Regions from separate parts of the Homo sapiens genome. Here region 1 is linked to region 2. A link is an interaction called in ENCODE POLR2A ChIA-PET data of the cell type or tissue named here. Cell type or tissue: Caco-2. All regions are shown on one strand. Links, peaks and the distances in the headings refer to the core of each region. The heading gives the core; the rest is flanking DNA. Region 1 overlaps LOC105372599 (a long non-coding RNA gene). Region 2 overlaps UQCC1 (ubiquinol-cytochrome c reductase complex assembly factor 1).

Region 1 (5,376 bases), core at 60-5,059, 630 kb after region 2:
CGCTCGGGCCGGGAAACGTTCTCGGAACCGGGAGGGTGAGTGTTCGGGGAGGCAGCTGCGGGGAGCTGGGAGCCCTGCGCCGCGGCGAGCTCTCCGCGAGGAGGATCTCCACTCCCTCCTACCGGCTCCTTATTTTCCTGATTCTTCCCGGATCGCAGCGCCCTCACCTCTCCCACTGCTCCCCAAATCCTTTCACTGCATCCTATATCCAAGTCCCCCGATGCGGACCCTGTTCTCGACCCACACCACGTCCGTGCACCTGCATTCTCCCCACTGCCCTTATTCCTGCTCTCCCTCCCCCCTCTGGCTCACCTCCTCAGCCTTACACACTCTGCTTTCCCACCCCGTTTTTCCTCAGCTCGGCGGGCTTGAGAAAAGAGGGACATCCCCAACCCCCGGTTCCCGGGGAGCATCTGGGAATGTAGAGAAGTTAGTGAAGCTGACGTGAAATTTCGCAGAGTAGGACTTGGAGAGGAATTGCCCTGGGCTGAGTAAACATTGACCTGAGACGGCTCCGCGCTTGAACGTTTACATACCTTATTTAATCTATGTTGCTACCGGGGCTGTAAAGAAGTGGCAGGACAGGGACTGATTATGAGTCCTGATTTACACGTGGGAAAGCTGAGTCTCACAATCTCACTGTTAGCGTGTGAACTCATGTTCAACAATGCATTCAACATTTATTAGGCACCTACTATTGCACCACCATACCACTAGCTGACATGTATTGGCACACTTACTGTGTGCCACGACCTGTGCTATGGGTGTGTTTTTTTATCTTCACAACAACCCAAAAGGTAGATATTGTCCCGTTTAACAGTTGAGGAAACAGACTCAGAGAGCTCAAGTGACTTTCTTAGGTCACAAAAGTACAGTCAATGGCAGAGCCAGGATTTGAACCCATAGCTCCCAGCCCTGACCCTCTCCATTCTCTACATGAACCAGATGGTCTAAACCTCAGGGCGCTTTAGCCTCCCCAGAGTCCTGGCTTTCAGTCCTGACTGTGCCCTAGACTTGCTGTGTGACCTCAAGTCATGTTACCTCTCTGGGTCTCAGTTTGTCAAACAAACATATCCAGGCTTCCCTCTAGAGCTGCCATTGTAAGATTCTTCCACACTCTCTGCCCTCAGGATTCCACCCACCCCACGCTCTAGGCCCCAGCTCTCCCAGTGGCCTGGGAGATGCCCGAGAAGAGACCACAAATACACATATCAGAATCTCCAGGGCCAGAGGTTCTAGGTCAGCAGAGCAGGGCTGGTGGGGGAGGGTCCGAGAACTGCCCACCTAGCCCAAAAGGAGGCCGGAGGTGACCTAGGCCAGAGGTTAATGATCTAGTGATAAAACTTTTTTTTTTTTTTTGAGACGGAGTCTCGCTCTTGTTGCCCAGGCTGCAGTGCAGTGGCACGATCTCGGCTCACTGCAAGCTCCGCCTTCCGGGTTCACGCCATTCTCCTGCCTCAGCCTCCCGAGTAGCTGGGACTACAGGCGCCCGCTACCACGCCCGGCTAATTTTTTGTATTTTTTGTATTTTTGTATGTTTAGTGTTAGCCAGGATGGTCTCGGTCTCCTGACCTTGTGATCTGCCTGCCTCGGCCTCCCAAAGTGCTGGGATTACAGGCGTGAGCCACCGTGCCCGGCACTCTAGTGATAAAACTCTATCCCAGCCTCATCTGAAACCCCCAAGGGACTCCTTAACCCTAGCGACAGGGGAAGAAGCCAGAAAAAAATAACCCAAGGCTGAGGGGTGGAGAGGGGAGTGGCATTGTGGCCCTTGGAGTGTTATACCCAAAGTGTCCTCATTCCATGCAACTCTGAGCCTCTGCCCATCACAGCCACTTCCTGCTAACCTCATACCCTTTCAGACCTACTTGCTGACTTTAATTAAATAATCCCTAACACGTCTCTCCTGTCAAGCCACTTGTTTGTTCTAAAACCTGATGTGGCTCCTAAAGCCCCACACTCCTAACACAGAACTCATGCCCCCCATGCTCCGGCCCCAGTTCTCTCCAGCTTCACCTCCCCTTCTCCTACACGCATCTTGTGCTAAAGTCAAACTCCTTGTTGACTCTACAGCACTCTCCCACCTCCACCCTTTTGCTCAAGCTGTTTCCCCTGCCTGGAATGCCTTCTTCAGAACTTTCTGAAATCCAGATCTTTCCTGTCTTCAAGATTCTACTTGGCCAGGTGTGGTGGCTCACAGCCATAATCCCAGCACTTTGGGAGGCCAAGGCAGGAGGATTGCTTGGGGCCAGGAGTTTGAGACCAGCCTGGCCAATATAGCGAGACCACTTATCTGCAAAAAATGAGAAAATTAGCCAGATGCCATGCACCTGTAGTCCCAGCTGCTTAGGGAGGCTGAAATAAGAAGATCACTTGGGTTTAGGTTACAATGAGCTATGATCAAGCCACTGCATTCCAGCTTGGATGACAGAGCCAGACCCTGTCTCTTAAAAAAGAGAGAGAGAGGGAGAGATTCTACTCACCCTTTCTTCCTCTAGGTAGCCTTCCTTGTCCCTACCCACGAGTTGATGGCTACCTTGATGGACGTTTATTTGTCCATAAACAGTAAGTGATGATGACTCATTGTATGTGTATGTGTCTTCTCAAGTGGATGGTTGGCATCCCAAGGGCAGAGTCTTTGTCCCTATACTGCCCGCACCCAGCTTGTGGGGGTCTGGCATAGAGTAGACTTTCATCACAGGCTCAGTAGTTATAGCTTGAAGCTTAAGAAGGGTGGCTGGGGGCTGGGCACGGTGGCTCACGCCTGTAATCCCAGCACTTTGGGAGGCTGAGGCGGGCGGATCACGAGGTCAGGAGATTGAAACCATTCTGGCTAACACGGTGAAACCCCGCCTCTACTAAAAATACAAAAAATTAGCCAGGCGTGGTGGCGGGCGCCTGTAGTCCCAGCTACTCGGGAGGCTGAGGCAGGAGAATGGCGTGAACCGGGGAGGCGGAGCTTGCAGTGAGCAGAGATCGTGCCACTGCACTCCAGCCTGGGCGACAGAGTGAGACTCCATCTCAAAAAAAAAAAAAAAAAAAAAAGAAGGGTGGCTGGTTCAGGAGTATACACCTGCACTCTCTACCCTGTGTACAGGCAATGGTCTGTTGAACACATGGTTCTGGTTCCCCAAGCCCAGAAAAGGGGGCTCTTGGCTACACTCTGGTACCTTAAGTGACCGGACTCTGTTCCCAGAATTAGCTGAACCCCATTTCTAGGCTGCTAAGTCTTTCTAGGCTGCTAAGTCAGATCTCAGTCTTCCATTTCTCTGTAGAGTCAGAGGTACCCATGGAAGTCCCCTCCTGAAACCCCTAGGACCTATTCCTCCTGTCCACTACAAAGATTTATTACCTGGGCTGGAGGAGGCTTCAGACCTCAACTCATCCAAACCCCTCATTTTATAGGTGAGGAAACTGAGGTGCACTGAGACACATGCAGGTCAAGATACTTGCTTAGAATCATACAGCAGCAAAGCTATCTACTGACCCTGGCCCCAGAAAGTGGGCTTAGTATTCTGAGACTCTGGTCTGGGCCGGCAGGCTGTAAAAAGAGGCAGCAGAGCTGGGCGCGGCAGTGCAGGCCAGTAATCATAGCACTTTGGGAGGCCAAGGCAGGAGGATTGCTTAAGCCCAGGAGTTCGATACCAGCCTGGCCAACATGGCAAAATCCTGTCTCTATTAAAAATACAAAAATTAGCTAGGTGTGGTGGCCTGCACCTGAAGACCCAGCTACTCAGGAGGCTGAGGTGGGAGGATCAATTGAGCCTGGGTGGTTGCACTTCAGCCTAGGCAACATAGGGAGACACTGTCTCAAAAAAAAAAAAAAAAAAAAAAAAAAAAGGCAGTGAACATCATGCTGGGGTAACTCTGGAGTCTCATTTCCAATCAGACAGAGGGTGCCATTCCTATGCACACACATGGATAATCATGGGTATCTGTGCATACAATGAAGGCATCCATATATAAACATATACACACATGCACATGAGCTCATACTCAGAGTTACTAGGGACCCACGCCCATCTAACCCATGCCCAGGTGTGAGTACCTGCCCAATTTCATGGGCTGCAGGACTGGAGGTCAAGAGGCCACCCTTCAGGCCGGGCGCAGTGGCTCACGCCTATAATCCCAGCACTTTGGGAGGCCGAGCCAGGCAGATCACCTGAGGTCAGGAGTTCGAGACCAGCCTGGCCAACATAGTGAAACCCTGTCTCTACTAAAAAATACCAAAAAACTAGCCAGGCGTGGTGGCATGCACTTGTGGTCCCAGCTACTTGGGAGGCTGAGGCAGGAGAATTGCTTGAATCCGGGCGGCAGAGGTTGCCAGTGAGCAGAGATCACGCCACTGAACTCCAGCCTGTGCAACAGAGCAAGACTCCATCTCAAAAACAAAAATAAAAAAAAAGAGGCCACCCTTCTATTCCTCGGGCTTGCCCTCACCTGGGGGCTCCCCACTGGCTTGCCACTCCCACTGCCTGCCCCCCTCCGTGCCCCCTTAAAGTGATGTGTCAGCCTGGGTGTGTCGCTCAAGGGACCTTGTGTGTACTTGCAGGTATGGGCCAGTCTGTGTGCTTAGCTGGAGGACTGGCCCACCACTCCTTTCCTTCCCCACCCTCCCCTGCCCCCCGACCTGAGATAGAGAGTGAGGCTGAGAGGAATCCCTCTGACATAGATAATAAATTCTTCCTATCTTACCGGTGAAAAAACTGAGACAGAGAGGGGAAAACATTTAATTGGTAAAGCCAGCTAGAGCAGGCATAATCCCCAAATTCCCCCAACAGATGGGCCTACACATTAACAAGAGGCCATATTCCAAGAACTTCTATTCAAAAAGCTTTGTTGTGGCCCAGGTGTGGTGGCTTACACCTGTAATGCCAGCACTTTGGGAGGCTAAGGCCGGCACACAACTTGAGCTCAGGAGTTCAAGACCAGCTTGGCCAACATGGTGAAACTAAAAATACAAAAATTAGCCAGGAGTGATGGCAGGTGCTTTTAATCCCAGCTACTCGGGAGGCTGAGGCAGGCGAATCACTTGAACCCAAGAGGTGGAGGTTGCAGTAAGCTGAGATCGCACCACTGCACTCCAGCCTGGGCAACAGAGCAAGACTCTGGCAAAAAAAAAAAAAAAAAAAAAAAAAAAAAGCTTTGTTGTTCAACCCACGATGTCTGAATTTGAGCGTAACTCAAATTGTGGGGTGTGTGTGTGTGTGTGTGTGTGTGTGTGTGTGTATAAACCCTGGGCTGATTGTCAGATTTCAGTCTTGGTCTGTCCTGGGCTCACTGCCTGAGCCTGGGCAAGTCACTTCCTTTTTCTTTGCCTCAGTTTCCCCATCTGCAGAATGGCTGGCTCCATGCTCCCTTAACATACCTCCCAGT
Region 2 (5,376 bases), core at 155-5,154:
TTAACCCCTGCATTGGGTACCACCAGAGGGCAGTAGCTCCGCCAGGATCTGGGTGGGGCTATGTAAAAAAGTTCTGGAGGCTCTGAGGTCAGACCTAGGATACAGTAGAGACAGATGTTTCTTTCAGCTGCCCTGGGTGTGCCATGAGTATTTCTGGATCCATTGATGAGGCAGCTGTAACACTCTTTTCTCACTTTGTTTCCCCCAAAATGCTGAGTGAATGGCCCTGTGGGGTTGGTTGGAGCTGAAGGGGCCCAGCTAGAGTGGAGGGACTTGTTTTTCCATGTTCATTGTCCTCTCTTTAGCTGGTCTTTCTGAATGTCAGTGATCCTTGCCATCAATGTGACGTGCCTGGTTCTCAAAGGAGCAGGAGGAACTATAAGGAGCCCTTCTTTAAAACAACCACTATCAGGGCCTCAACTGTCCTACTGATGCTCAGATCCAGTCCTGACCTCTCACCTAAACTCACTGTCGGCTGCTTCTTCACTGGTCCTCCTGCCTCTTGACTCTCTTCATCTCAGATTCATTCTGCAAATCATTCAGCAGCCTGACTAATCATCCTAAACTCCCGGAGTTCGGGAATTGTCTCTTGTTTACTGCTGTAGCCTCAGCTCCTAAAACAGTGCTTGATGCCTGGGTAGTGCTGAATACATTTGATGAAGGCAATATTGAATGTATTTCCTCTAGATCCAGTAGCATTATTAATTTGTATGGTTTTATTAAGAATTGTTTCATTCATTTATTCAAGGAACATTTTTGTCTCTCGCCACATGCTAATCCCTGAATGTGGTTGGTAGATAATATACCAGAGATAAGTGATCTTACAGGGCTTACAATCTAGTTTATGCTGAGAAAGGAAGTTGAATCTTTCCTGGATTCACTTCCACACGAAACAGACGAACGAGAAAGATATGAGTTCACTTGCTTTTTTGTTTTGTGTTCACTGCAGGCTTCTTCCAGGAGTTATCCCAGGGCAGGGCTGAGTGTAATGGGAGGATGAGGCAGGAGAGTAGGTGAGCCCCAAGGTCCTGAGAGAAGCTTCAGAGACTTCCAGGCTCTCATCTCCAAGTGGGGGATTGGGTTGAGTTTATAACCTCCTTTCCAATGCAGTATCACAGAGTAGTTGAGAGTGCTCACATACTGAAGCCAGTTTGGACTCAAATCCTGCCCTAGCCATGTGACCTTGGGCAAGGTCTCTATGCCTGTTTCCTTTCTATGCCTCAGTTTTCTCTCCGTAAAATAGACATAACTGTAATACCCACCTTACATCGCTTGTAGCATTGTGAGGGATAAATGAGTTATCACATGTGAGGTTCTTTAAACAATGCCTGAGAGTGAAATAGATGTTTGCCACTACTAATTTACTTACTGTTAGGCATTTTCATCTGTTAATATGAAAAGGAAAAAGGAAAGGTGGTTTTGCATAGTTGTGATGGAAAAACTGAGGCTCAGAGTGATTAATCTTTCAGACTCACCAGGTGGGGAAACAGGGCTGTTGGGGCCCAAAATTTACTTAGATTTCAGTGCGTTTCCTAGGTCTGAGTTGGGACTTAAATACAGAACACCAAAGAGATCATCTCTTTAACATACAGCATTCTAACTGAGTTTGTCTCTTTCCTTTGGATAAAATACCTTTCTAAGAACATTTTACTGAGAAAAGAGGACAAAAGAGAATTACCCTATAAAGATGGAGTCACTCTCAGAACTCACAGGCTGTGTCAGTTCCATGCTTTTTTTTTTTTTTTTCCTTTTTTTGTGAGACAAAGTCTTGTTCTGTTGCCCCGGCTGGATTGCAGTGGCGTAATCTCACCTCACTGCAATCTTTGCCTCCTGGTTCAAGCAATTCTCCTGCCTCAGCCTCCCTAGTAGCTGGGACTACAGGCACCCACCACCATGCCCAGCTAATTTTTGTATTTTTAGTAAAGAAGGGGTTTCACCATGTTGGCCAGGCTGGTCTCAAACTCCTGACCTCAGGTGATCTGCCTGCCTTAACCTCCCAAAGTGGTGGGATTACAGAGGCATGAGCCACTGCACCCGGCTCTGTCAATTCCATTTTAAGGGATATCTGAACCTCACTCTTGGCCTCAACCTTGACCACCTCACTACTTAAGTAAGAATGATCATATGGCTTCTACCTGGGATCCAGGCTCAGCCATTCCCAGGATGCTTCTACAGGAATGTACAAACTATCCACTGAGTGGCAATTCTGTTTGAGCCTTAAAACAAACAAAAAAACTTGGACTAGGAGCCAGAAGACCTTGTCTCTGTGAACCTCTTGACCATTTATTAGCCAAGTGATAATTGGGTGAGTCACTTGACCTTTCTGAGCCTTTGCTTCCTCATGTCTTCAGCAGGGAACAGCCTCTTTCTCAGATAACCATTGGGTCAGTATTTTGGCAATTGTACAGCTCTGAACAGTGAGCAGTTAGGACACAGCAGTGAAAGACAAACATTCTGTGACCTGTGTGAAACAATGTAAATGTCTGCTTTACTGTTTTGAGCTTTAGACTTTGGTCTGACCCATTGTGCCCAGGTGGAGTTAGCAGTTAACTCCTGTGATTCAGTTCATTAGGGTGACCCCGCCCCTTTCACTCTTCATTGCTGTGGAGAAGAAGAAGGCAGGGCTGTTGGATGAAGGGTCAGGAACCTCAAGATCAGTAAGGGGCTAAATTTTGGGTCCTCTGAGAAAATGTTGCCATCTGGGCAATATGATATCTATTTTAGGATCGCTGGGAAAGGACTCGGGTCAGTGATCTCAGTGTTGCCTTTAGATCCTCTAGGTTGTTCAGGGCCTCAGCATCCATGACAAGTGACAGTGGCTCAGCTCTATTAGCAAAGAACTGACCAACTTGTTGATCTATATTCACCTGTTTGCCTTTTGTGTCTGTGCAGTTGACATGGTTGGTAGTGATGTGGAACAAGCATCCTGTAGTTTTCCACTGTACCCAGTCTGCCTAAATTTAATAGAAAATAATTAAAAAAGCCAAGTAGTGCCTGCAGCTTTTCTGCGCTCATAAATGCAGTCATGAGGCTCAGGGTGCAATTAGCAGCCTCCAAGTGTCTCTGGAAACCTGAGTGTGTCAGCGTCTTCTTGCTGACGGTAATCAGACCTCATGGCTGCAGTCAGAATGCAGAGGGCCCGGAGTAATGATACCGACCTACATGTAGTGAACAAATTACTGGAAAAGGGGCTCAGGCTCCTAGGCCCTGGTGTGTTATGCCTGTGCTCCACTGGAGACGCCTGCCGGGCTCAAACTAAATACACATCTTGCTCATATTACATCTTATCCAAGTAAGATTTTCCATTACCACAACATAGGAGACATGAAGGGCATGGTGATTGCTAAAATCATACAAGACTGGTTGTCTGCGCTTGGCACTGCCAGGGTCAGAAAGTCATCAGTGTATGATTGCATATAACTTGCATTCCGTTTTCATCTTTCTGTTCTCTCCACTTTCTTCAGTGAGGTCTGATTACATGCAAGTCATGGCCTCCCCTTTCCTCCTCCTCATCTACTCGATAATCAAATCCCGTTGCTCTGGCTGTAGTCATTTCTCTTGAAAGCATGCCTTCCTCTTTGTTCGTGTTGTCACTTCACATTGTTTCAGTTCCTTACAGACTCTCATCTACACCATTGTAGCAGCCTCCTCTGGTTTTCCTGCCTCTGGACCTTCCCCCAACTTTGTGATCTGTACTTCTAGGGTTACTTTTTGAAAATAAATCTGTCCATGCAATTTCCCTGTGCTTAAACCCCTTCCTTGTTCTTTCTTTCATGTGGCTGGCGTTCAGGGCCATTTACAATCTCACACAAACTGCCCTTCCAGCTCCACCTTCTGATTCTTGCCACCATGAGCAGCTTCTGTGTTTTTTTGTTTTTTTTGTGTGTGTTTTTTTGTTTTTTTTTTTACAAACTTCCCTTTGAAAATGCTGTACTTGTTCACCTCCCTGTGCCTTTACACATACCATTCTTTCTGTCTGAACATACCTGTTGACCCTTTAATACCCACTGTAATAAATGTTGCCTCTTCTCTCAAGCCTTTCAGTCCCTATACCATTACCGTTTTGTACATACAACGTGCTAGGTGTGTCTCCCACGTGAGATTGTAAACTTCTTGAGGACAAGTACTGTGTTTTATTGATTTTTTTACCTCCAGCATATACCACAGTAGAATACAGCAGTTACTCAATACGTGCTTATCAAACATGTACAATGCAACGTAGAATTCTGTACCAAGACCGTTTATAGTCTGGTGAGGAACATCAGTTAGCTCATGATACCACTGTGCCAAATGGATAAGTGTCCTAAGAGAGGCTTTAATACACACATGGTTAAGTCACAGATTGAAATGCCTGTCTGAGAAGAACTGTTTGTAACTGGGATTTCCTTTATTGTGGTAAAATATACATACATAATATTTATCATTTTAACCATTCATAAATGCTCAATTCAGTGGCATTAAGTACATTCACAGTGTTGTGTAACAATTTTCATTATCTATACCCAAAACATTTTCATTATCCCCAACAAAAACTCTGTGCCCATTAAATAATAATTTTCCCTTTCTTCCTCCCATCAGCCCCAGGTAGACTATTCTTCTTTCTGTCTCTGAAGGTACCTAAGTACCTCATATAAATCAAATTATACAATATTTGTCCTTCCATGTCTGACTTATTTCATTAAGCATAATGCATTTATGAGTGCATTTTTAAGGTCCATCCATGTTATAGCATATATCAAAATTTTATGCCTTTTTATGGCTGAATAATATCCCTTGGTATGTGTGTACCACATTTTGTTTATCCCTGTCATTGGACACTTGGGTTGTTTCCACCTTTTGGCTATCATAAATGATACTACTATGAAAATTGGTGTACAAATATATCAGTTCCAATTCCCGCTTTCAATTCTTTTGGACATATAGTTAGGAATGGGATTGCTGGGCTATATGGTAGTTCTATGTTCAGCCTTTTGAGAAACCGCCAAACTGTTTTCCACAGTGGCTGTACCATTTTACATTTTCTTCAACAATGCATGAGGGTTTCAGTTTTTCTACATCCTTGCCAATACTTATTTTTCTTTTCTTTTTAAATTATAGCCATCCTAGTGGGTGTAAATGGAATTATCTTGCTCGGCCAGGTGCGGTGGCTCACGCCTGTAATCCCAGCACTTTGGGAGGCCAAGGCGGGCAGATCACAAGGTCAGGAGATCGAGACCATCCTGGCTAACACGGTGAAACCCCGTCTCTACTAAAAATACAACAAATTAGCTGGGCGTGGTGGTGGGCACCTGTAGTCCCAGCTACTCTGGAGGCTGAGGCAGGAGAATGGCGTGAACCTGGGAGGCAGAGCTTGCAGTGAGCAGAGATGGCGCCACG

Evidence for each region. ChIA-PET counts read pairs that join two places held together with the same protein. Peaks named below come from ENCODE experiments on the same cell type or tissue, not always from the same donor. Only the 100,000 strongest peaks of a DNase experiment are listed, where the experiment ranks them.
Region 1: POLR2A ChIA-PET joins it to region 2 with 12 read pairs; 1 of 35 experiments calls an interaction of 5 or more read pairs at or near these places.

What each region holds. Positions count from the first base shown.
Region 1 is chr20:34,698,796-34,704,171 of GRCh38, reverse strand. It overlaps LOC105372599 (a long non-coding RNA gene), which reads left to right. Exons shown (of 2, transcript XR_936690.3): 1 at 1-35; 2 at 359-513. Among named protein-coding and RNA genes, the nearest start is that of TP53INP2, 2.9 kb to the left of the region's middle. RefSeq lists a silencer at 1-32. In Caco-2, for the core only: no CTCF peak of the experiment used is centred there; DNase peaks (open chromatin) are centred at 491 and 1,121; H3K4me3 peaks cover 1,056 bases.
Region 2 is chr20:35,324,382-35,329,757 of GRCh38, reverse strand. All of the region lies in intron 7 of UQCC1 (ubiquinol-cytochrome c reductase complex assembly factor 1), which reads left to right. Among named protein-coding and RNA genes, the nearest start is that of FAM83C, 35 kb to the right of the region's middle. In Caco-2, for the core only: no CTCF peak of the experiment used is centred there; a DNase peak (open chromatin) is centred at 2,397.